2 separate regions of the Homo sapiens genome follow, and region 1 is linked to region 2. Evidence: chromatin loops called from intact Hi-C (ENCODE). Cell type or tissue: CD14-positive monocyte. All regions are shown on one strand. Links, peaks and the distances in the headings refer to the core of each region. The heading gives the core; the rest is flanking DNA.

What was found. Peaks named below come from ENCODE experiments on the same cell type or tissue, not always from the same donor. Only the 100,000 strongest peaks of a DNase experiment are listed, where the experiment ranks them.
Region 1: it touches region 2 in a loop (2.3-fold over the local background); 2 of 110 quality-filtered maps call a loop at or near these places.

Annotation. Positions count from the first base shown.
Region 1 is chr18:74,210,973-74,222,855 of GRCh38, reverse strand. No RefSeq gene overlaps it. Among named protein-coding and RNA genes, the nearest start is that of TIMM21, 68 kb to the right of the region's middle. In CD14-positive monocyte, for the core only: no CTCF peak of the experiment used is centred there; no DNase peak of the experiment used is centred there.
Region 2 is chr18:74,258,482-74,270,364 of GRCh38, reverse strand. CYB5A (cytochrome b5 type A) reads left to right here. Exons shown (of 5, transcript NM_148923.4): 2 at 6,888-7,016; 3 at 9,421-9,450. Among named protein-coding and RNA genes, the nearest start is that of CYB5A, 28 kb to the left of the region's middle. RefSeq lists a cis regulatory region at 1,173 and enhancers at 1,089-1,258, 1,968-2,508. In CD14-positive monocyte, for the core only: no CTCF peak of the experiment used is centred there; a DNase peak (open chromatin) is centred at 5,854.

The DNA of each region.
Region 1 (11,883 bases), core at 1,177-9,176, 46 kb after region 2:
ATCCTATTTTTCTTGGTATTGGACCCATCAAGGTCATTTTAGATGATAGCCTAAATTTCCTTTTTTTTTTTTTTGTATGCACTTAAAACTTGTATAAATGGATTGGCTTGATTTCCCTGCCTCTGTTTTATATTCCTGGAGGTCGATGGATGGCCACGTTTCAGTAGATTAGAAAAAGTATAGGACCTCATTTACAGATGAGCCTCTAGGTGGTTAAGAATATGAAACACTTCACATTGCAATTAAATGGGTACATTCTGAGCCCCACAAGGGTGGCATCGTCTGACTTGTTTAGGTTTCCATCAGCAGGATCCAGCATGTGCCTATCATATGGTGTGCATTCAAATATTTGTTGAATGACTAAATTAATTATTCTAAAGTAAGATTTGAACGTGTAAAATAACCTTTCACCAAGGTTCCAAGTCCTTCATAAAAACAAGTGAAAATGAATCTTTGATATTTGAGATATGCTTTCTAATGAGAAAACTGGTAGGTACCCTAAGGAAGAGATTTTCATTAGCTTTCCTTCCTGGGCTTATCAGAACCTCCCTGTCTGGAGCCAATAAAGGCCTATAATTAAAAAAAGAAAAAAAGAAAAAGAAAAAACTTGGCAGAAAGCTCATATCTGTACCTTTCTTTTTCTTTTCTAAATATTTCCATAAATTATTTAACTTCCGTGAGTCTTTTGCTCTCTGAATGAAGTAGAGTCCTATTTGCATTCTTACCACAGAAAAGACGAGAATAACCAAATAGCGTTTTGGAATACGTTTTCAGAAGAAGGAGATTTACTGCTGTTTTGATTCTCTAGAAATTGAGAGGCCACTTCTTTAAACTGTTAGGAGTGAGTTTGTTAAGCGAGAGAGAACACACAAACAAAATGCCAGCATAAGAGGCCCGATGATGACACGGATATAAGCATGAAGCAAAAACGCCTGAGGAGGGGATGGGGTTCCCACCTGGGGCCTAGTGAGTCCCCTGCATGGCGCGCTGAATTCCCGTCTTCACAACCAGTCTTAGATGAAAGTCCTAAATGAAAAGGTTGCAAGTGGGGAGAACAGGATCTAAAGCCATCTGATCCTGATGGGGGCCTACAAAGTGTATTTTTGGTCTAATTTCCAAAAGGGCACCAAGTGGGGAAGAGGGGAGAGCCCCGGGAGGAGCTGGGGGTCTCAGGCCCAGCATGGGGGAAGAAGGGGAGCTTGCTGACTGCATGACGCTGACAGGAAGGGGGCCCTGGAAGCCCAGGGACTCATGGGGATGTTCACCACAGCACAGACCAAACTGAAAGCTGTCCGTAAAGCAGGAAACCCACGTGTTCAGGTAAGCACAATATTCCTGTAGGCCATTTGTGAAAATGTCTGTGAATGCACAAAACAAAAATACCTCTGAGCGCCTGAAAATAGCTGCTGTACACAGGCCCCTTTCTCAGTAAAACTTGCCTTACTTCCCAACTCAGGCAGCACCCCCTGCCCGCAGCCTGTGTGAAGATGGAAAGGGACTGGCACTGGTCCTCACGTGAGCCCAGGCAGTGCTATTGGGCTACTTCCCCTCCCTGCCCCACTCGGGCCCCTCCTTCTCTCCTTCTCACCTGAGCAGGGAAGGCCAGCTGTATTAGTCCATGTTCACGCTGCTGATAAAGACATACCCGGGAATTAAAAAAAGGTTGAATGAACTTACAGTTCCACGTGGCTGGAGACATCTCACAATCATGGCGGAAGGTGAAAGGCATGTCTCATGTGGTGGCAGACAGGAGACGAGAGATTGTGCAGGGAGACTTTTTTAAAACGATGGGTTTTTAAAACCATCAGATCTCGTGAGAATTATTCACTATCATGAGAACAGCACGGGAAAGACCTACCCCCATGATTCAATTACCTCCCACTGGGTCCCTTCCACAACGTGTAAAATTCAAGATGAGATTTGGGTAGGGACACAGCCAAACCATATCACCAGCATTTCTTTCTCCTTTTTGATTTCCCTGAAGTGCCAAAAGGGGCAAACTGGTAATTCTTAGTAGGTAGGCAGCCAGTGGTTGAGCTAAAGGATATTTTTTGTTTTTTTTTTTTTTGAGACGGAGTCTTGCTCTCTCGCCCAGGCTGGAGTGCAGTGGCGTGATCTCGGCTCACTGTAACCTCTGCCTCCCAAGTTCAAGCAATTCTGCCTCAGCCTCCTGAGTAGCTGGGATTACAGGCACACGCCACCACACCTGGCTAATTTTTAGTAGAGATGGGGTTCCACCATGTTGGTCAGGCTGGTCTCAAACTCCTGACCTCGTGATCTGCCCACCTCGGCCTCCCAAAGTGCTGGGATTATAGGTGTGAGCCACCACACCAGGCCTAAAGGATATTTTTTTCTAGTACAATTGACATTATTTGAATAGTTCATTATATTACGTATATTAGATAATAAGCAGCTTTTCCTGTTTTGGTTTGAAGCGTGAGCCTGTTCTTTTGGTCTCTTGGATTTTTCATATTTGTTTCCAAAATGGCATTCTAGTAAAGAAGTATAGATCACTGGAATGCATGGTTTTCATTAATTATAATATAGCAGAAAACACTGTCATCATGAGACCATGCACCTCACTGCACCTTGGGTGGCCAGAGCCATTCAGGGAAGCTGGGGCCCTTTCAAGTTCTAGGGGAGAATAACTCTGTGGTATGGGGGTTCTAGAAAATAACTAGAAGGGATGATGGTACCTAAGTATGTGTAGCTGCTCCAGTGTTCCCAAGCCTGGCTCAGTACCCCAACCAGGTCCTCTCCCTACCAGGAAATCACCTTGGGGCATTCCCTTTGGGGCTGTTGGCTTCCTGCATCTCTCTCCCTGAGGGAGGGCACTCTCTGGCTCTGCCATGAAATGATCACTGGCAGGCGCAGAGGGCCAGGGAGGTGATGCCCCCAGGAGTGATCTCAGTCAACAAGGGCAAGAGTTGGTGGGTAAATACCCTGGCTTCCTCCCTTCCACCAGGGACAATGCCCGGGCTCCATGCCCTCTCTGGAGCCCCTGCTAGGGTGAGCACCAGCTGTCTGTGGCACTGTCCCAGGCTTCATTGCCTCTCTTCCCTCCCCTGTTTCACGTCCCCACTCTGGGGTCACCTCCCAAATAAAGGATTTGCACTTGCAGACTTGTCCCAGGGTCTACTTTCAGGGGGTGCTGAGTTTGAAAGGCTTGTATTTGTCTGGCAACAATGCAACCTCATTAATTTAGACTCCATCAAATTGGTATTAGTGCTAATGCTCTCATTGGAGTTCATCTTTTCATTGTTCTATTTAAAAATAATTTTCTAAATGAATCGCTCAATGAAGCCTTAATAAATTAAAAACAGAATATCAAAGGCAATGTTAAAACACTTAAGACAGATTTCTGAATTAAAATTAGTCATTTTCATATTATCACTTTATATGGAGTTAATACAGTAGCCCCCCTATCACCAGGGTATATGTTCCAAGACCCACAGCAGATGCTTGAAACCTTGGCTGAATCCTATCTATACCATGTTTTCTTCAGTCTCATAACCAAGGCAGCTACAAAATGACAAATGGGGGCAGGGAGTGTATACAGCACGGATGTGCTGGACAAAGGGTGATTCACATCCCGGGCAGGACAGAGCGGGATGGTGAGAGATTTCATCACACTACTCAGAATGGCGCACAATTTAACACTTGTGAATTATTGATTTCTGGACATTTTCATTTAATATTTTCAGACCATGATTGAATGCGGTTAACTAAAACCACAGATAAGGCGGATATAATATGGTGATAAACGCTGGGCGCGGTGGCTCACGCCTGTAATCCCAGCAGTTTGGGAGGCCGAGGCAGGCAGATCACGAGGTCAGGAGATCAAGACCATCCTGACTAACACGGGGAAACCCCGTCTCTACTAAAAATACAAAAAATTAGCCAGGCTCGGTGGCAGGTGCCTGTAGTCCCAGCTGCTCTGGAGACTGAGGCAGGAGAATGGCGTCAACCCGGGAGGAGGAGCTTGCAGTGAGCCAAGCTCACACCACTGCACTCCAGCCTGGGCGACAGAGCGAGACTCTGTCTCAAAAACAAAAACAAAAACAAAAAACTATATATATTATATATATATACTATATATATAGTATATATATAGTATATATTATATATATATACTATAGTATATATATAGTATATAGTATATATATATACTATAGTATATATATAGTATATAGTATATATATAATATATAGTATATATTATATATATACTATATATATTATATATATAGTATATATTATATATAGTATATATATTATATATATAGTATATATTATATATAGTATATATAGTATATATATAGTATATATTATATATACTATATATATATTATGTTTTTTTATATATATATACTATATATATTATATATAGTATATATAGTATATATATTATATATAGTATATATAGTATATATATACTATATACGGTATATATATAGTATATATATACTGTATATAGTATATATATACTGTATATAGTATATATAGTATATATATACTATATATACAGTATATATATAGTATATATATATGGTGATAAACTATCTACAAATACTCTTCAAGCAGATATTTTTGAAATTATGAATTTATTTCTTGGCTCTTAGTTTTCTAGCAATCTTTATTAAGGACTGTTAATCTAATTTGTTACTGCTTTACATGTATCACCTGGTTGAAGGAATACATCAGGAAAAAATGTACACATGACACATCATATTGACAAATTTTGGAGCTGTCAATCTCTAGAAGGTGTGATGATTGATCATTTACTCATTTATATACTCATTTGTCGAGTAAATATTGATGAGGTACTACTATGGGTTGAAATCTATGCTAATCACTAGAGATACAGAGTTGCAAGCACCAAGGCCAGGTGGAAGGCAGTTGCATGAAGAAAAGGCAATCAAGTGGGCCGTGTGCTATGGCAGAGGTTTGCACTAAATTCTAGAATAGCCCAGAATCAGAGGCTGATCCAAAAAAGAAGTAAATGCACTTAAAATGTCATATTTGAAACACAACATACTTTCTTTCTGAACGAGACCCAGAGTTATCCAAACTCAGATCTCTTCTCACATGAATTTTTCATTTGTAGTCCAGCATGTTACAATCTTAATTGATATTTGAAGCCATCTTGCAACACAGGTTTGACTGGTACAACCCTCAGCAGAGCTGACCTCATGGGACATTTTGGAAAGCGACAGGCTGTTGCCTCATAACTCTGAGGGTTGCGGGTGGCAGCACAGCTCTGCTTCTCCACACCCACCGTTTGCTGAAACAGAAGGGTTGCTGCTTGATTAGAAGTTGGTGGGCAGGTTTTAAATTTCGATTTTGCCTTTAAGTTACTGTGTGACCTTGGACAAGTCACATAACTTCTTTAGGCCCCGATGTATTCAACAGTAAAATATTGAACCGGTAACAAGCAACATTTTGTTGCACAAGAGCCAGTTTTAAGAGAACCAAGGTTGACAGATATCCCTTAAAAAAAGGAAAGAAATAGTAACTTGAAATCAGGGACATTTGTGACCTCTGCCTCCTGAAATTAGATAGTGGGTTGGAGTCAGACGGCTCATTTATAGGCAAGTTTATCTCTAAGACCCCTTACAGCTTTATAATTTTGGTTTGCACTATTTTAGCCTCGTGCAGTACTGAGGGTTGAATTTGACATCTCTTGGGATGCCACATGTGTCTTGAAAATGATACAAGGTTGCAGAGTTGTGTTAAATCTGTGATCCGTGCTTACCTTTGTGTGGTTCTCAGTACACCTGCTGGCACTCAGAGGGTTCTCAGGGATGGTGAGTGTGAGGGTGGTGGTGAGACTCCCAGCCCCCATTTCAAGTTTATACCCAGCCAGTCCACATCCATCTATTTTGTATATTAAAGGGACCCACTCTGTCCAGATCATCACATTGGGGTTGATGAACTTCTTATCTGACATAAATATTTGCTTGTTTGATTTTTCCGACATCACAGTTTTCTTTCTGCCTGTTGTTGACTCACATTCAGTACTTCTATTTACAAGTCACAAGAGTTTATTCCAACCATCATTCAAAGTCAAAAGAATCCACACAGGCCATAGCTAATTTTTTTGAGTGAAACTTCCTTTATGCATGTTGACTCTGGTTATCCTAACCCCACCCTACGGGCTGCTGGTCCTTGGAATTTTCTGCAATCAGATCTATTCCTCACTTGTCCCCTGCTCAGCTCTGTATCACCCGGGCTTCTTTGCAGCCTTCAATGCAGGCTTAATTTTTTAGACTCTCAGAACAGTTGGTTTGGCCATTGAGACAATGGCAGGAGGTTGGAGAGATGGGGAAGGGAGGAGCCAGGAGTTTCCCTCTGTTTTGTGTGGGGTCTCAGGCAGGGGCTGCATCTTCTCTGTGGTGCTAGCTTCTATCTGCCAGGCCTGCTCTGGTTCCCACCTTGACCGGATGGCCCTGCATCCTGGACCAGGAACCCCTTTTTCCTTCTAGCCCAGGATGGCAGTACCTTCTTGTGTTGCTTATCCCTGTTGGTGTCCTTGATTTGGTTTCTCTGCACTTCTGCCACCGGTATAACTAATTCCTTACATTAGATTTCCTCTGCTTTAAATACTGGAATGATCTTTTCAAGTTGGACTCTGAATAATAGAGTTCTTCATACAAGAATTAGTGCCAAAATCAGATCTTTAAGACAAGATCATGGAACGGGATTGCTCATCTGTTTGGGCACACAGTGATGATGTTCTGGCAGAGGGAAGGTGGGACACTAGTCACCTGTGGCATGGAGTTGCATTATCATTGACTAAATCATCACCTGTTGCTGCTGGAGGTGAGGTGTTGGTTGGGTTCAAGGCTTAGGGAGATTAGATAGAGGCTGAATTGGAATGATGTGCAAGTGATGATGATTACAAGGATTGGGGGGTATCTGTTGGTAATGGAGACTTTTCAGAAAACCAGTAGCAAGTTCAGAGCTGGAAATCTTGGTTCAAGGCACAAATATATCCAGAGATCAGCCTCAAAATAATAACTTATATGATGTAGGGACAAGGCAGGCATGGCTGGAGGTCAGGTCCAATGTCTAGCTGTGTCTAGCTCTATGGGTTTCAGAAATGGCAACGCTTCTAAATCCATACATTAAATCCATGGCATTAGTGGGGAAGAGGTGGGGCCTGGGGACTTGGGAAAGAGACATCTGAGTAGACTCAAGAAATCCAAGAATCTTGGCTCTCCCACCCCTGATTCCTGGGAGCCTATCTTGCTAGATTTGTTAGGTTGAGGAAAGCAGGCTTTTCTTGTGTGAAGACTGCTGGTTGCCCTCAAGAATGGCAACTGCTGGTTGCCATTCTCACCATCTGTGGGAACTGCAACCTTTGCCTCCAGACCTATTACCAGAGTCAAGTGTCATCATTCTCTGAGGAGGATGGGGCAGGGCGAGGAACTTCAAGTTTTGCTTCCCGAGCAGGCAGCTTCTACAACAAACTAGTTTGCTAATTTCTAACCCTGGGGAATATGTGAGGAAATAGATTATATGGATCTTACACATAATAGGGTAAAATATAACTTTGGATTGGACCAAAAAGTATATTGGTTTGGGTGCACTTATTCAAGACTCAAGATTTAATGGGCTAGCTGTAGCAGCTGGAGGTGGCTCTAGTTCCTTTCTTGGTTGGATGACCAAACCTCAGGTGTCATGGTGGCCAACATTATTTTTAGCTCGGCTGGGACTGCTGTGCCATTATAGCCCCATACAGAGAAGTCACTGAAAGTTAAAAGTAAAAGAAAATCCTCTGTGGGCAGAACTCCCAGCAGAAGGGTATGTGCTTGTTCACTTTGCATGGGAGGAGAAATCCTCAGAGGTGTGGATTTTCCCTGATTCATGGGCAGTGCAAGGCTCTGCAGTTTTTATGGAGTTTAAAAGAAAAAAATAGAAGATGGGTGACTTGGTGATCAGAAGAGGAGATATATGGATGCTGCTCCTGGAATGGGCACAGAAGGAGAGTGTTTCATGTGAGTGAGCTCCAAAGAATATCTACCATAGAGGATATAACCAGTAGACAAGATGGCCCATTCTATGGAGAACCGTGTCTTCTACCAGCTACTGCAGTGTCTATTCAATGGGCTCATGGTGGCAGGGATAGAGCTGTCTACAGGCTCAGCAGCATGGACATCCTCCTTCTCAAGCCAATGTTGGTACCACCACTGCTGAGGACCCAATCTGCCTACAGCTAGGCTGAGACTGAGCCCAGGATAGGATGCTATGGCCCGGTGGCCTGAGGCTGGGCAGTGCTGCCAGAAGCCAGTGGTATATTGATTACATCACACTCATCTCATGAGGGCTTATGTGTCCCAAGCTGAAAGGCTTTGTTCTGGGTATGGATGTGCCTTCCCTGACTGAAATGTGTCTGTGGGCTTCAGGCATGAGTTACCCGTGGTCATGGGACCCTACATGAGGGAGTAAAGAAGTGCAGTGTTGGGCTCGTCATAGCCCACCACACCCCACCGGGTGGCCTGAAAGAACAGGAGCAGCTTGTGTTGGCTGGGAGGCAGCATGCCCAGAAGCTGGGATGCTGGCCTGCAGGATCTATGTCTTAGACCATGGATAATTGGTGGCGTCTCTTCTCCCACAGCCAACATGCATGGGTCTGGAAACCATAGGGTGGGACCTAAGAACTCGTCTGAAGAGATTTTGCTTTCTATTTTTACAGCCTTGAGGGCTGCTGGTGTAGATGTCTCGGTTCTTGTTTCAAGAGAGGAATGTGTCCATTACAACAATGGTTCCGTGGATTGGAGGTTAAGATTGCCACCAGACTGCCTTGAATTCCTCATGCCACTGAACTCACAGGATAAGATGGGGAGGTTCTGATGTGGTTGGGTTGATTAATCTCATTTTCAAGAAGAAATCAGATTGTTTCTCCCCAGTGGGGAGAGAGAGGAGTAAGACCAGGACCTGGGAATTACAGAGATGCATTGTAGTACTTCCGAGTCTAGCAACCCAATAAATACAGGATAGCAAAGAGCTCAGAAAGCTCAGGTCTGAAGGTGTAGTTCACCCCACCAGGTAAAGAACCCTGACTGCCGCAGATGCTGGCTAAGGCAAGAGGGAAAGGAAAAAGGGGGAAAAAAGAGAAAGTGATAAGTACAACTGACTTTTATTACTCATAGCAGTTATGTTCTATAAAGTCACTGGGAACGCTGAGTTAGCAGATAATGAACACTGCTCATAGGGAAAATACAGGGTGTGTTCCTGTGAACTTGTGTGATGACATATTTGTCAATCATCTATTGCTAAGCTTGTTATATGTGTGTTTCTGCTTGAAGGCACCTTATTCTATATATTATCCATTCATTCATGTAACACTCATGGCTAATGGCACTATAACTCCGGCTGGAATGAAGCTTTTCTCTAACACATGTGTATTCTCCATAAGGCACATCACAGCCCTTCTGGTGCTTAGGAATACAGGACAGCCTCAGCACTGTGCTTAGGGGCCATTTTAAGGAGCAAAATCACCAAGAAAAAGCACAAAAATGTTTAAAAAATGGCTAAATAGACTGAAGAAGAACACTTGTTTACAGTATGAGAGCTGGAACAAGAAGGTAGAGATGGAAAGGGCGAGTTGGACAACTCAACATTTTCACCATTCTGGCATGTCCACGAATGACTATGAAAGCACAGTGAGCACCAATTTGGGGGTTTCAAAAGGTAAATTTTAGGCTGGGCATGGTGGCTCACACCTGTAATCCCAGCACTCTGGGAGGCCGAGGCGGGTGGATCACCTGAGGTCAGGAGTTTGAGACCAACCTAGCCAACATGGTGAAACCACGTCTTTACTAAAAATACAAAAAATTAGCCGGGCATGGGGGCAGGCGTCTGTAATCCCAGCTACTCGGGAGGCTAAGGCAGGAGAATCGCTTGAACTCGGGAGGCGAGGTTGCAGTGAGCCGAGGTCGTGCCATTGCACTCCAGCCTGGGCAATAAGAGCAAAACTCCGTCTCAAAAAATAATAAACAAACAAGCGATAAATTTTAGCGAGTAGGTGAATTTGCAAGTAGGAATCCTCAAATAGTGAGGACTGACTGCGTTAACTTTGGCAGTTACAAGTCAAACTACTAGCAGCTACGCACACTTTCCTTCGGATTTCTTTTCATTTTTCCTTGCCCTGCCCCTTCCTCTGATGATTTGAGTGGTGCTGGCCTGTGTAATGTAACTGATTGGTTACTTGACGACGAGGAGCCTCCTGTGCACCCGATGAAGGCAGTGCGCAAGTCCTTTTCCTCATCAGGGGATGAGCGGGCGCCTTCCTTTGCATGGGGCAGCCCGCCATGTTGTGGCGATGGGAGCTATGTGTGGGTGGGAGAGTGAATTGGATCCTAGGAGTTGATTGGGTCGCCAGGATGACCCTGGGCCTGTCTGCTGCCCTCCCAGCTCGGCTGTGTCACGGGGCCACCTGTGCGGGGCTCATTTCCCAGGAAACTCCAAATGTGTTAGTTTAGACAACATTGTACGTTTTTTGTTTTTTTTTTGTTTTTGAGACGGAGTTTTGCTCTTCTTTCCTGGGCTGGAGTGCAATGGCACGATCTCGGCTAACGGCAACCTTCGCCTCCTGGGTTCAAGCGATTCTCCTACCTCAGCCTCCCAAGTAGCTGGCATTACAGGAGCCCACCATCACGCCTGGCTAATTTTGTATTTTTAGTTGAGACGGGGTTTCACCATGTTGGCCAGGCTGGTCTTGAACTCCTGACCTCAAGTGATCTGTCTGCCTCAGCCTCCCAAAGTGCTGGGATTTCAGGCGTGAGCCACCGTGCCTGGCCTGCATGGTTTTTAAAACAATCACGTAGAGGGGAATGTAGAAGGCAAATTGTAGACACATCCCTCTTTATCAGTAAAAGCTAGCTTTGAATGAATATTTATGGAAAAAGTCACAAAGGACAAGGAACTGAATCTGACTATGAGATGGAATCACTTCCTGAGTTGAAATTTAACTTTTGAACATTTAATCTCATCTAATTCTTCATTCTTGTGGCAAGACTATTTTTGCCCCCTCAGCTTCCAGGTGACCACCTGCCCAGGGCTGTCCCCCCCATCTGGTGGTCAGTGTGAGACACAGGTCATTTCTGCTGCCTCCCCTCTAGACCCAGCTCAGCTAATTTTACTTCCTGGGGTCTTCCCCTTGCTTGAACACACAGGTCCTGTTTCCAGCCCCTTTCCCCTGGCTCCTTGTAGGCAAATGCTACTCCTCTTGCTTCTTTTGACAGTAACGTTATTATGACTGTAAGCAATGCTACTCTGCCTTCACTAGGGAATGATGTACGCCTTGAACCGAACCAGTCAGAAGAAAAAGGAGGTGGTTGACTTTGAGTTGAGTTATTTTCCAACCTCAAGCCTTCAACATCACTTACCCTGTCTCATAAGGGAAACCTGGCTGTCCTCAAAACCAGCATTCAAGATTTAAAATAAATGTTAAAAACAAAAGAAAATTATGTAGTCATTAATTTTGTAGCCATATTAAACTATCTCCCCAATTTCAGTTAGGTGATAATTCACCTACATATTGAGATGGGAAACATTTGTTGGATTAGCGCCCCACTCTAACTTGCCTCTATAGTCTTACTTGCTGGTAAAAGTACATTTTGAATTCAGAATAAGGTATTTGTGCTTTCTGAATATGATATATGCCAGTTTTCAGTTTCCAAGGCTCTCAAACATAATTTTTTTTTACCTGTCAAGAACACTTTATGACAAAACATAACAACAATCTACAGTTACCAGATTTAGCAAATTAAAATACAGCACTTCCCATTACAGCTGAATTGCAGATAAACAATATTTTTTTGGATATTATATCATATATAGTATTTGTTTAATATGCACTATGTGGGAAATACTTAAA
Region 2 (11,883 bases), core at 2,660-10,659:
CACTGCGACATTGAACTTCTTGCCTCAAGCAATCCGCCCACATTGGTCTCCCAAAGTGTTGGGATTACAGGCGTCAGCCACCACACCCAGGCAGGCTGCTTTAGATGGGGAAATCAGGGGAGGGCTCTGAGGTGTTAACGTTTGAGCAGAGCATAAGTGAGGTGATGGATGAAATCTTGTAAAGGTCTGGGACACCAGCATCCCAAGCAGAAGGCAGATGTTGGGTTCTGAGATGGGGACCGAGTGTGGCCAGCTTGAGGGCCTGCCAGAGGCTGTGCGGCCATGACCATGAGCAAGGGCCTTGTAGGACATGGCAAATACTGGATGTTTGTTAACAGCAGTGGGAACGTGTTACTGTTAGAATATCACTGAAGGCATCTGTTTCATCTCTGAAACTCCCCTACTTTATCTTCTACCTCTGCATCACCATTACTGCCACCCCTCTAGACTACGCAAGCATGATCCTTTCCCAGGGTACCATAATCAGCTTCTAAAAGTCTTCATGGCATGGCGATCTCAGGGGAACTGATGCTAGGGAGGATGGGAGACCAGCTCAGTGACAATTGCTGTTGTCCCTGGGTGGTAGCAGGGGAAGTGGTGAGAGGTGGTTAGATTCTCAGTCTGTTTTGAAGGTTGCCAACTGGATTGGCTGATGGAATAGATGAAGAAAGAAAGAGGAATAAAACTTGACTCCTAGGCTTTTGGCTGCAGCAACTGGGTGTGTGGTGGCAGCATTTCCCATGAATGAAAGACTGGAAGGAGTGTATTTTGGGGGGGAAAGTGAGACATGCCATTTGGTCCTGTTACGCTGGAGTGTGCATTAGCTATGGAGTGGAAGTACTGAGTAGCTGCTGTGTGTGGGAGGGACCTGGGGCTCTTCCACTGCTTTCCTTGGCTGACAGATGATTCTCTAAGTGGGGAGACTTGATAAGATCATCAGGAGAGCCAACGCAGATGGAGGAGGGGTGAGGACCAGGGACTGAGCCCCAGGGTGCTCCTGTGTTTAGACACGTAGACGATCAGGAGACTGTGGTGGCCGAGAAGGTTGGATGAACACAAGCGCAGCCTGTTCCCCTGGAAGTCAAATAAAGAAGGCAATTCAAGGAGAAGAGAACCACTGTGCAAAATTCTGCTGCGAACTTTTATGTGTGAGCTGTATAAAGCCATGGAGCGACAGGAGCTGGGAGCCGACATTACTGTTTACAATGCAGGGGTGTACTGTGTCTTCCTGAAAGTCACTTAGTATTGGGTAGGGGTGTGGCAGTTAATGTCTTCTGAATTTAGACTGTGCCGACCTTCAATCTTTTAAAGCATATTTCCTGTTTATTTTCCCATAGCTAACCTTTATAGATGCAAAAAGCAAAAGCCATTTCCAGTTATTGTATTGGTATTCCCTGGGTTGTATCTGGGGATTCTCATATGCTGTCGAGAACAAGGTATATTTGGGTAACTTACAAAGTGGAGATTTCGCAAAAGCCTGTGGGAGGCATTAGGAGCTACAAGATATGTGGGCACGATGAGTGAGTTCCAGTAAGTGGTTTAGCCCTAAACCTGGTCTCTCTGCCTGACACCTGTTCTCAGCATTTGGCCCCATCTTCCATTCAGTTGTGCAAACCAAACATTGGCTCCAGTGGCACTTCCTGTCTCTCCCACCATCCTTACCGTCCGGAAGCCCTCTCGTCCACTCTGCCTCACACCATGCACACCCTTGCACCTGCAGCTGCCCCCACCCTACCCTCTGGAGTGGCTGCAGAGAACAGCCTTCCCTCACCCTCTCTTGCCCTTTTGTCTGCTGTCCACTCTGAAGCCTGGGTTATATTTTAAAATTAAATCTGATCGCGTTACCTCCCCCACTTAGATCCTTACCATGGCCTCTCTCATTGCTCACAGGACAAAGATCAGAATCCTTGGAGAGGCGCAAAAGCAGCACACGGCCTGGCCCTTTCTCCTACCCTGGGGCCCTGTGAGGCCTTCTCTCCCAGGTCCTGAATTCGCTGTTCCCCGCCCCTGCAACACCTTCCCCAGACACCTCTTGGCCCTTGTTGACTGCAGCTCCCACCTTGTGGTACAGCTCAGCAGGGCCCGTCCTGACCCCTTTGTGTGGGTGACATTCCTGTGTCATATTCTTCATGGCACTAAACTCTTTCACCTGAGGACATTTCCTTTCACTTGCAGTGGCATGGTCATAGTTATTCATGTTTCATCTCTCCGGCTGTGAACTCCCCGAGGCGGGAGCCGTCGCTATCTTGGCTCCGACTGTGGCTGCCACGTGGAGACGTTCATGTGTGTTTGTTGGGTGAATTAACTCAAGTGCATAATAACAAAAACAAATGGAAATCTTCCTCTGGAAAGACGGAAGACCGTTAGGGTCAGCTCACGTGGAAACAGCTTTGCATCTCCATGCCCATCCCCACTTCTGGGTCCTCCTTACTGACCCGCGACATCCTCTCCCCACCTTTCTCCCTCTCTCTGGGCACTACAGCTGGTCACTTCCCACACATGGTCGCATGAGTAGAGGCTTAGCAAGGAGTGCGTTATGGAGGACAGATTTCTGCTACTGACTTCGCCGAAGTGGATCCACAGCTTCCATTTGGCTCAGGCTCTTTGGGAGAATTTCACTTCTTTTGTTACCTCTAATCTTACCTATGTGTAACCACACATTTTGGTCTTTTTCTTAAATCTTTTAGATAATCATCAGATAAGTTTACTTACCTGTTATTCTACTACTTTCTGCCTTGCCTTTTCTTCAGGCCACCCCCAAGTGCTATAACCTGCCCAAAGGTTAGGACATAACACCGCTGCCACACGTTTATCTCTGGGCATAACCACGATGGCATAAACACCAGCATTCCCAATTTTTCTTTGTCTCTTCGGAATGCTGACAGGCAAAGAAGAGCATTTTCTTTAGTCTCCAAATGTGTGGCTCACGCCTGTAATCCCAACACTTTGTGAGGCCGAGGCAGGTGGATTACCTGAGGTCAGGAGTTCAAGACCAGCCTGACCAATCTGGTGAAATCCCGTCTCTACTAAAAATACAAAAATTAGCCGGGTGTGGTGGCAGGAGCCTGTAGTCCCAGCTACTCCAGAGGCTGAGACAGGAGAATTGCTTGAACCTGGGAGGCGGAGGTTGCAGTGAGCTGAAATTGCGTCACTGCACTCCAGCCTGGGTGACACAGCGAGACTCCGTCTCAAAAAAAAAAAAAGTGATGTGTGCTTATTAAAATTGCTGCATGTATTTACTAACAAGAGTGAGAAGATTGACAAGTTTCAAAACATGATTTAGATTCAGTTTACTTGGCCAAGTGTCTCTCTCTCTCTCTCCGTAATACATATATTTCAAGGAAAATATTAGATATTACAAAAAGCCACCCTCATCTTTTACTGTCTTATCAAGATGAGTTATTTTTTCCAAAATATCAATTTTTAGGATTTGATTTTCCTACCAATTATTAAGATAGACCTTTAGGATGGAGTGAAAATATTTTAGTATCAGTTAGTTTATTCTAAGCTATGTTTTTTTTTTTTTTAGTTTTTTAAATCTTTAAAATTTTACATGAGTTATCAGTGAAACCAATATAATCCAAGATGTTTCTCTCTCTCTCTTTTTTTTTTTTGTTAGAAAATTGCCCCACAAATGGTTTAGGCAAGGTAAAAACCAGAGGTCGATAGGTAGATTCATACATACCTATCCCTTGTTGCTGTTCTTGGTCAAAAATTAAGGTGAGGAGTTGCCCTGTTGTACTTCTGTTTCAGATTAAGACTGTGGAATTACCCCATGAAATTGAATGTGTATTTTCTCCATTTTAGCACTGTAAAGATCAGAATTCTGTATCTAAAAACTTGTCTAAGTCTGCAATTCTTTATAAAGGGCCAAGTCCATGTTTTTAACCTCACTCGAAGTCGTCCTTTGAACATCGGCTGTCCCTGGCAAATAATGATTGACTCTGGGCGATTTGTCTCCACTGACATATCCTTAACAGGAATCAAAAGTTACGGCAGCTCCTGAGTTCAGCGGTCCCTACGCGAGTAACAGCAGTCTGTGAGTTTACATAGTTGTGGGTCCTGGCTGAGTCATTTTATATCTCACCATGTGGCTTCTCTCTACTCAGTAGGTGAGTGGAAGTGTCCAACCTTAAGCAGACTTTTCTGGAATCAACAAAACCATGTTTTTATTGCTGCAGCCTTGGCGAGGAATCCAGAAGTTTCGGGTTGGCTTTGAGGTAGCCATTCTGTTGTCTGCACATCTAACGTGCATTCCCATGCCTGTTTAAGGTGGACTTTTAATAATCTAAATGGCCCCAGTAGAAGACATTTCAGTAAATTGGGGAATGCCTATACAATGTAACAGCATGTAGCCATGTCAAAGTCCCGTTGAGGAAGAATACTTAGTGACTGACATGGTTTGCACCTGTTCCCTCCAAACCTCATGTTGAAATGTGGCCTCCAGGGTTGGAGGTGGGCCTAGCAGGAATGTTTAGGTCATGGGGGCAGATCCCTTATGAATGGCTTTGTGTCGTCCTCACAGTAGTGAGTGACTTCTCACTTTGTTAGTTCAGGCAGAGTTGGTTGTTTAAAGAGCCTGGGACCACCTCCTCTCTCGCCATGAGATGTGTGGGCTCCCCCGGGCCTTCCACTGTGCGTAAAAGCTTCCCGAGGCCTCACCAGAGGCCGAGCAGATGATGGTGCCGTGCTTGTACAGGCTGCAGAACTGAGAGCCAAAGTAACCCCTGTTTTCTTTGTAAATGATCCAGTCTCAGGTATTTCTTCATAGCAGTACAAAACAGACTAACATAGAGACACTGGAAAGTGTTTAATAAAAATGCTGGGTAATAGTTACTGAGCATAAACGATGTGCCAGACACATATGTTCATAGATTTCATCCTCAAAAACTACATGCGTGTTTTCCCAAGTTCACAGAGTGAGTGGTAACCACTAGGCACCTCTGCCTCTGTACCATGTATCACCTCCTTTTTATTTTCTAAAACAATGCATAGGATAACCATCACAGTTTCTATCCAACATTACATACACATACGTGTGTGTGTATGTCTGGCTCTCTGGAGGCAAGATGATGGGTGATTTTAATTTTTTTCTTTGTGCTTCCCAGTTTTTCTGCAGCATAGATGGATAAATGTTATAAAAAGAAAAAAAAAGAGTGGATGTCCTTAGCACTAGGTATGTTTAGACCAAGTAGGAAGAGAAACAGTTTCAAATCAGAATAATGATCCACCTTCCTACAATGTGATGTGCCCTGATGTCTTCATTACTGGGAGAAATTAAGGACTGACCACAGTCGACTCTGCAAGGGAGACCGGTTTTTGTGCAGTTGTTGGACACTTGCAGGTGACTTGCTCAAGGTCAGGATGAATCTAAAATAACATTCAAGCTCAGTTAAAGAAGTTTTTTTTTTTCCTACAAAAGTACGTATTTAGGATGCTTTGCCCAAGCTCCGCTTTCTTTTTTATTACTCTGAGAGCTGCTTCCCTTGCCTGAGAATCCCCAGACCTCCTTACCTCTGTCCTGTGACTAATCCCCACTTGTCAATCATCTTGGAGAAAAAATTTCCCTCCCTGCATCATGACCATCCTTGTTTCACATATTAAAGCAGCTGAAAGCACTAAAACTCTTTTATTCCACAAGAGGCTCTTCCCGCCTCTCCCCAGTGTGGAGTTGAACCCCTGCCTCCGTGCCTCCATTGTGTCCTGGCAGCACTGTGTCCTGGTGGCAGCATCTTCAGCAAGTTACTTGTTTTGTTTTGTTTTTACCTACCAGAAAGTGAGTTCTGCAAAGGCAGGGACTCATCTATCTGACAGTCTGTGCTGCCCGTGCATTGCCGGCACGCAGGGTGCTTTCCAGAGGGAAGTGACACACGTGCCTCTTGTGAATCGTCATCTTAGGCATGCCAGCTCTTGAGGCCACACTTAGACTAAGATGTCAGAGAAGTCAGTCTCAGGTGCAGGAGTCAAGAAAAAATAGATTGGGTAGAGAATAAGAGCAATTTTGAGAGCCTGATGGAAAAACCAAGCAGACATTACCAAAGGATGAAGGACACGAGCCTCATGCTTTTACTAAGCTGTATGAGTGACATGGGGAAGCAACTTATGTTGTTAGTGAAAGGTTCTTTCTTTCTCGCTCTCTTTTTTTTTTTTTTTTGAGACAGAGTCTCACTTTGTTGCCTAGGCTGGAGTGCAGTGGCGCAATCTCAGCTCACTGCAACCTCGGCCTCCTGGATTCAAGCGATTCTCAAGACTCAGCCTCCTGAATAGCTGGGACTACAGGTGCCCGCCACCACGGCTGGCTAATTTTTGTATTTTTTGTAGAGATGGGGTTTCGCCATGTAGGCCAGGTTGGTCTCGAACTCCTGAACTCAAGTGATCTGCCTAGGATTACAGGCGTGAGCTACCGTGCCCGGCCGGGAAAGGTTGTTTTTAAATTTTTTTTTACTTTTATCTTTTTGAGGGTCTCCCTCTGTTACCCAGGCTGGAGTGCAGTGGTGCAGTCACTGCTCACTGAAGCCTCAGCCCCTTGAGCTTGTGCCATCCTCCCACCTCAGCCTCTCATGTATCTGGGACTGCAGGGGCATGCCACCGTGCCCAGCTAATTTTTTAAAATTGTATTTTATAGTTATGGGGTCTCACAATGTTGCCCAGGTTGGCTTTGAACTTGGGCCCAAGTGATTCTGCTGCCTAGGCCTATTGTACTTGCATGATGGAAATGGAATATAAAGGCCTGTGTTGTTTTAATCCACATTTATGGACAAGTTAGTCTCCTGTTGTCATCTGTGTCTTCTGAAGGAGTCACCTGTTTGGTTAAATAAATTCTGGCCGTTTTCTCTTAATTCATTTGCCTGAAAAAAAAATTTTTATTCTACCTCTCCTTTGAACAGCATCCTGGTGGGGAAGAAGTTTTAAGGGAACAAGCTGGAGGTGACGCTACTGAGAACTTTGAGGATGTCGGGCACTCTACAGATGCCAGGGAAATGTCCAAAACATTCATCATTGGGGAGCTCCATCCAGTAAGTACATTTTGGGGGCCCTTTCTTATTTGTATTTAAGGCTATCAGATGACCTTACCCTAGTCTGTAAGCTTGCATGTATACACATTTTAAAAGGAGTAAAGCAAAAACAACTCCTGATTTTAGGACACCATTTTTTGTTATAAATAAATTGACCAAAAATGTCTTTGCATTTCACTGTTGCTTTTTTTTTTTTTTTTTTGAGACAGGTCTTACTCTGTCACCCAGGCTGGAGTGCAGTGGCACGATCATGGCTCCCTGCAGCCTCAACCTCCTGGGCTCAAGCCATCCTCCTGCCTCAGCCTCTTGGTAGCTGGGACTACAGGCACACACCTCCACGCCTGATAAATTTCATAGTTTTTGTAGAGACGGGGTTTCACCGTGTTGCCCAGGCTGGTCTCAAACTCCTGGACTCAAGCGATCCACCCACCTCGGCCTCTCAAAGTGTTGGGATTACAGGCGTGAGCCCCCACACCTGGCCTGGTTGCATTGTTTACTGGCACTTCGTTTTAGTCAGCAGGCTCCACCCCACAGCCATGCACTGGGGAGTCTGCTCAGTCCTAGAAATTCCATGGGGCAGCACGTTTTACAAGGTGGGGAGAATCAACCCAGCATTGCTTTCTTTCCTTTTCTGACCAAAATATTTTTATTAAGAACCCCACTTCTACTTTCATTAGGCCAAGGATATTTTAGTTCTAAAAAATGATTTAAAAAATATAAAAACGGAGCTATGTGAAATGAATAAGCTCTGCCTTCTGTAGAACTAGCACATTGTCCATATTCTACTCACTGTACCCCAGACCTTCGAGAATATCAGCTCTGGACCAATTCATTGACCAACTTTTGGAAAACACTGGCCTAATTTGGCTTTTCTTTTCTTTTTTTTTTTTTTTGAGACAGAGTCTTGCTCTGTTGCCCAGGCTGGAGTGCAGTGGCGCGATCTCGGCCCACTGCAACCTCCACCTCCTGGGTTCAAGCAATTCTCCTGCCTTAGCCTCCCAAGTATCTGGGATTACAGGCACAGGCCACCATGCCTGGCCAATTGTTTTGTATTTTTAGTAGAGATGGGGTTTCGCCATGTTGGCCAGGTTGGCCTTGTACTCCTGACCTCAGGTAATCCACCTACCTAGGCCTCCCAGAGTGCTAGGATTACAGGTGTGAGTCACCGCACCTAGTCCTAATTTGGCTTTTCTATAAACACTGTGCTGTGTTACGGTTTTAGACCCCTCTGTGGCAGTTGTAAATGACCATGTTAAATGTTACTAGTCTGTCAACCTAAGTTATCAGGAAAATCGCTGAAAACTTGGAAAGAAGTTGCCGAGCGCTCTGAGCTTCTGGAGTGGATCCTGGGGCCGCACACTCAGCTGCCCTGTCCACCTCTGGGAGTGCCTGGCTCCGTCCTGCCTTCCCACTTGTGGTGCATGGTTAGCAGCCCGCCAGAAGGGGACAAAGACCTGCTAGGAGCCCGCTCTGCTCTCGTAAGAAAAAAATGGAGAGGCAAATAGCCTCATTCTAAGTGAGCAAACTGAGAAACTCTTAAAGAATATAGGAAAAGTCTTATCGTATACCACTGATGATCCCTGTAATGACTGTGAATGAAGAAGAGGTTACATTAGGTTCTTTGTAGAAGGCTCGAAAGTAGGAAATCCATTTGAGAACAACTTCATTGAGTTGGGAGGTTTGTTTGATTTTGTTTTTGGTGGTAGGAGATATGTACTTTGAGGGAGTAAGCTTCATTCATCTGACAAGTTTATTTGCCCCGATATTTTCATCCCATACTTCACAAAGGCAAAGTGTCTTAGGGTCATCAGGGAGGCCTGCCGTTACACATGCCTGATCCCATCCTTGTTTCCAGCTGTGGGTCAGGTTTCAGGCCCTGACTGTGGCACTTCTGCTTCACCTGCCCACTGGGCTTCCCCCTGGCCAGCCTTTAAACACACTGTATTTTTGACAGCTTCAGCCTGAAGTTGAAATAGTTTATGACTCTAAAACTGGGAGACTGCAGGGCTTAACTGAAGATATCATACACGTAAGAGATACATGCACAATCTCAAATGGAATTTGAGAGGACAGAAGGGAAGAATCAGTCTTCAGCTCCTCCCTGAATTACGTGTCGCAATCTGAGTCTAATAAATGTGTGTGCACATCAGCATGTACAGAGAGCTGTCATGGGTGCTGTTCGAAACTTTGGAACTCTAGATAGAAAATATCTCTTGGCACTTAATCTGCTACTAATTTTTGCTGTTAAATCAGATGGATCAAACTTTGTGTTTAATAGCTAAATGTTGAATCTGAAATGGTAATTACTGAATTATAATTTTAAAAAGTCTCAAAGTCAGCATTTTGGAAGTGGTACTTTCATAGATTTTTAAATTCCATAATGTGCCTTATCTTTTCATTGCAGGATGACAGACCAAAGTTAAACAAGCCTCCGGTAAGTGTGACCATCTCAAGTATCTCTGGATGTTCTCGTTGTATTTAATACTTGTCAAACTGAAGGCAGAGGGTTTTTATTTACCTGACTGATGCCAGCACAGGTCTTTCTAGATAAATGAATATGTAACCTACTGGCTCAGCAAGTATTTTTTATTTACGGAAACCTGTCAGTATGATTTGTTAGGATGGCGTGTGTGTAATTTTTTTAAGGCTGTCAGTAAACTACTTTTTTCATCATAATTATCAATATATACCATTTGAAGAGCTACTTTTTATGGTAGCACGTGCTTCTGATCTAAAAGATTTGACACAAGCCTTATTTTCAGAGAACTTAAAATCTGAATGGATAGTGGTTTTATTACTTAAATCTTTAAGGGTGTGTCTCATGTCTTCTTCATCTTTAAGTCTCTTGGGCATAGTAGGTGTTCAATAAATACTTGTCAGATGAATTTAATGAAATTAAATAATACCCTTTTGACTTACTTTTCCTTGGGAAAGGAAAATAACTCTGGCAATACTAGTTTTATGTTCTGATTCACTAGCCTTTCTCTCTGAACTGACCATCTCACTTATATTTGAAGATAAATGTAGGGTGAGAATGGAAGAGCACAGCCTAAGTTCCTGAAAAGTACAAGTAGGCAAAATAGTTTCTAGTGTCTAATTAAAGGACTACAGGGGAAAGTTTTGCTTAAATCAAATGACAAAAAAGAAAGTATAATTTTTCGTTTTGGTGTAAATTCTTGGTTTCATTAGAGAAAGTGCAACAGCAAGACCCCACTGAGCTTGTGTCGAGAACTGGTGAGCTGATTTTTTGAGCTGTTGCTGCCAAGACATCATCTTTAATCTACAAAAGGATCAAAGCAGTTAATCCAATAATATAAGCATAAAGGCCACATTTACCTCAACATCCCTGATAGTACAATAAAAGTCTTGTGTAATACTATTTAGTACAAAGCAATTTTTTTTATATTCTCTCCTTATTCAAGAAAGACTTAAGTTCAATGTGAATGATATGAGTACTTCCAGGAGATAAAAAGTTGACTTCAGAATTTCAATGGCCTCTGTGACAATTGCTTAGAATCCTTGCTGTGAGTTCATTTGACTTTAGCATCTTTTTTGAGGCTACTTTTTGGACAGCTGAAATTCTGTGTTGCATAAAGTTTTTCCTTTTTCTCTGAAGTCTCTTAAGGGAAGAATATATATTTTTTTTATCATGTGTTCAGCATGTTAATCATTTTGGTATAAGTCATTTAGCTATAGCAAAACAAAGGTTTAAGATTCATTAGATGAACTTAGATGACCGCAGGGCCAGCCGTCTCGCTAACCATAAAGACTACAAGCAGAAAACACTTGTAGGTGTAAGATTGTACATGTGTCTCCTGCCATAACTACTTTCAGTTTAAAGGACAAAGACTTTCTTCCTTATTTGCTTTTAGAACACGTGTATTACAGCCTATACTCTGTTGGATTAATTGCCCATTACTATTTATTGTTCTTATTTTCTATTTTAAAGTGGCAGTTACTTTGATACTGAGAATATTTTGGGAACAGAGCAAGTTTATGTGGTAAATTCTGGGACTTTAGCTTTTAGTATCAAAGAAAGCTTTCCTGACAACATTGAGGCACAGCCCTTTGTGCGTTAAGACATGGCTTACTTCATTCCAGCATTAGCAGTTGATACTTGATCAGCTTGTTAGATGTAGAAGGTCTCACTGAAGTTTGAGAATCACACTAACTTTTTAAAGTAGATTTTTGTTTGTTTGTTTTTGAGACGGAATTTTGCTCTTGTCACCCAGGCTGGAGTGCAATGGCGTGATCTCGGCTCACTGCAACATCCACCTGCTGGGTTCAAGCAATTCTCCTGCCTCAGCCTCCCGAGTAGCTGGGATTACAGGTGCCTGCCACCATGCCCAGCTAATTTTTGTATTTTTAGTAGAGATGGGGTTTCACCATTGTTGGCCAGGCTTGTCTTGAACTCCTGACCTCAGGCATTCGCCTGCTTCAGCCTCCCAAAATGCCGAGATTACAGGTGTGAGCCACGGCACCCAGCCTAAAGTAGATGTTTTTACTCTCTTCAGAGATTTTACAGATTAACTAACTTCTGAGTATTTTTTAAACAACTCTTCTTTATTGTGACTTTGCTTCAGTGAGAGCAGAACCGGAAGAATGTGGGACAAGAACTTGCTGGCCTTTTTGAGAGGCCATAAGCAGATGAAATGAAAGGAAATACATGAGCATTTTTCTGGATGTATCTTTCTTGTGCTTTTGGTTTAGTGGAAGTAAAGAGTGTCCTTAGGGATTTCTTTTGTCATGTGTCTGTATAACCATCGGCCGATCTCCAGGTTGAAGAATGTACACTGTGGTCTAAAGTTTTGAGATGTTGCCTGCTTAAAATATCTAGTTGAATAGTGAAATAAAATGCAGTAAAGAT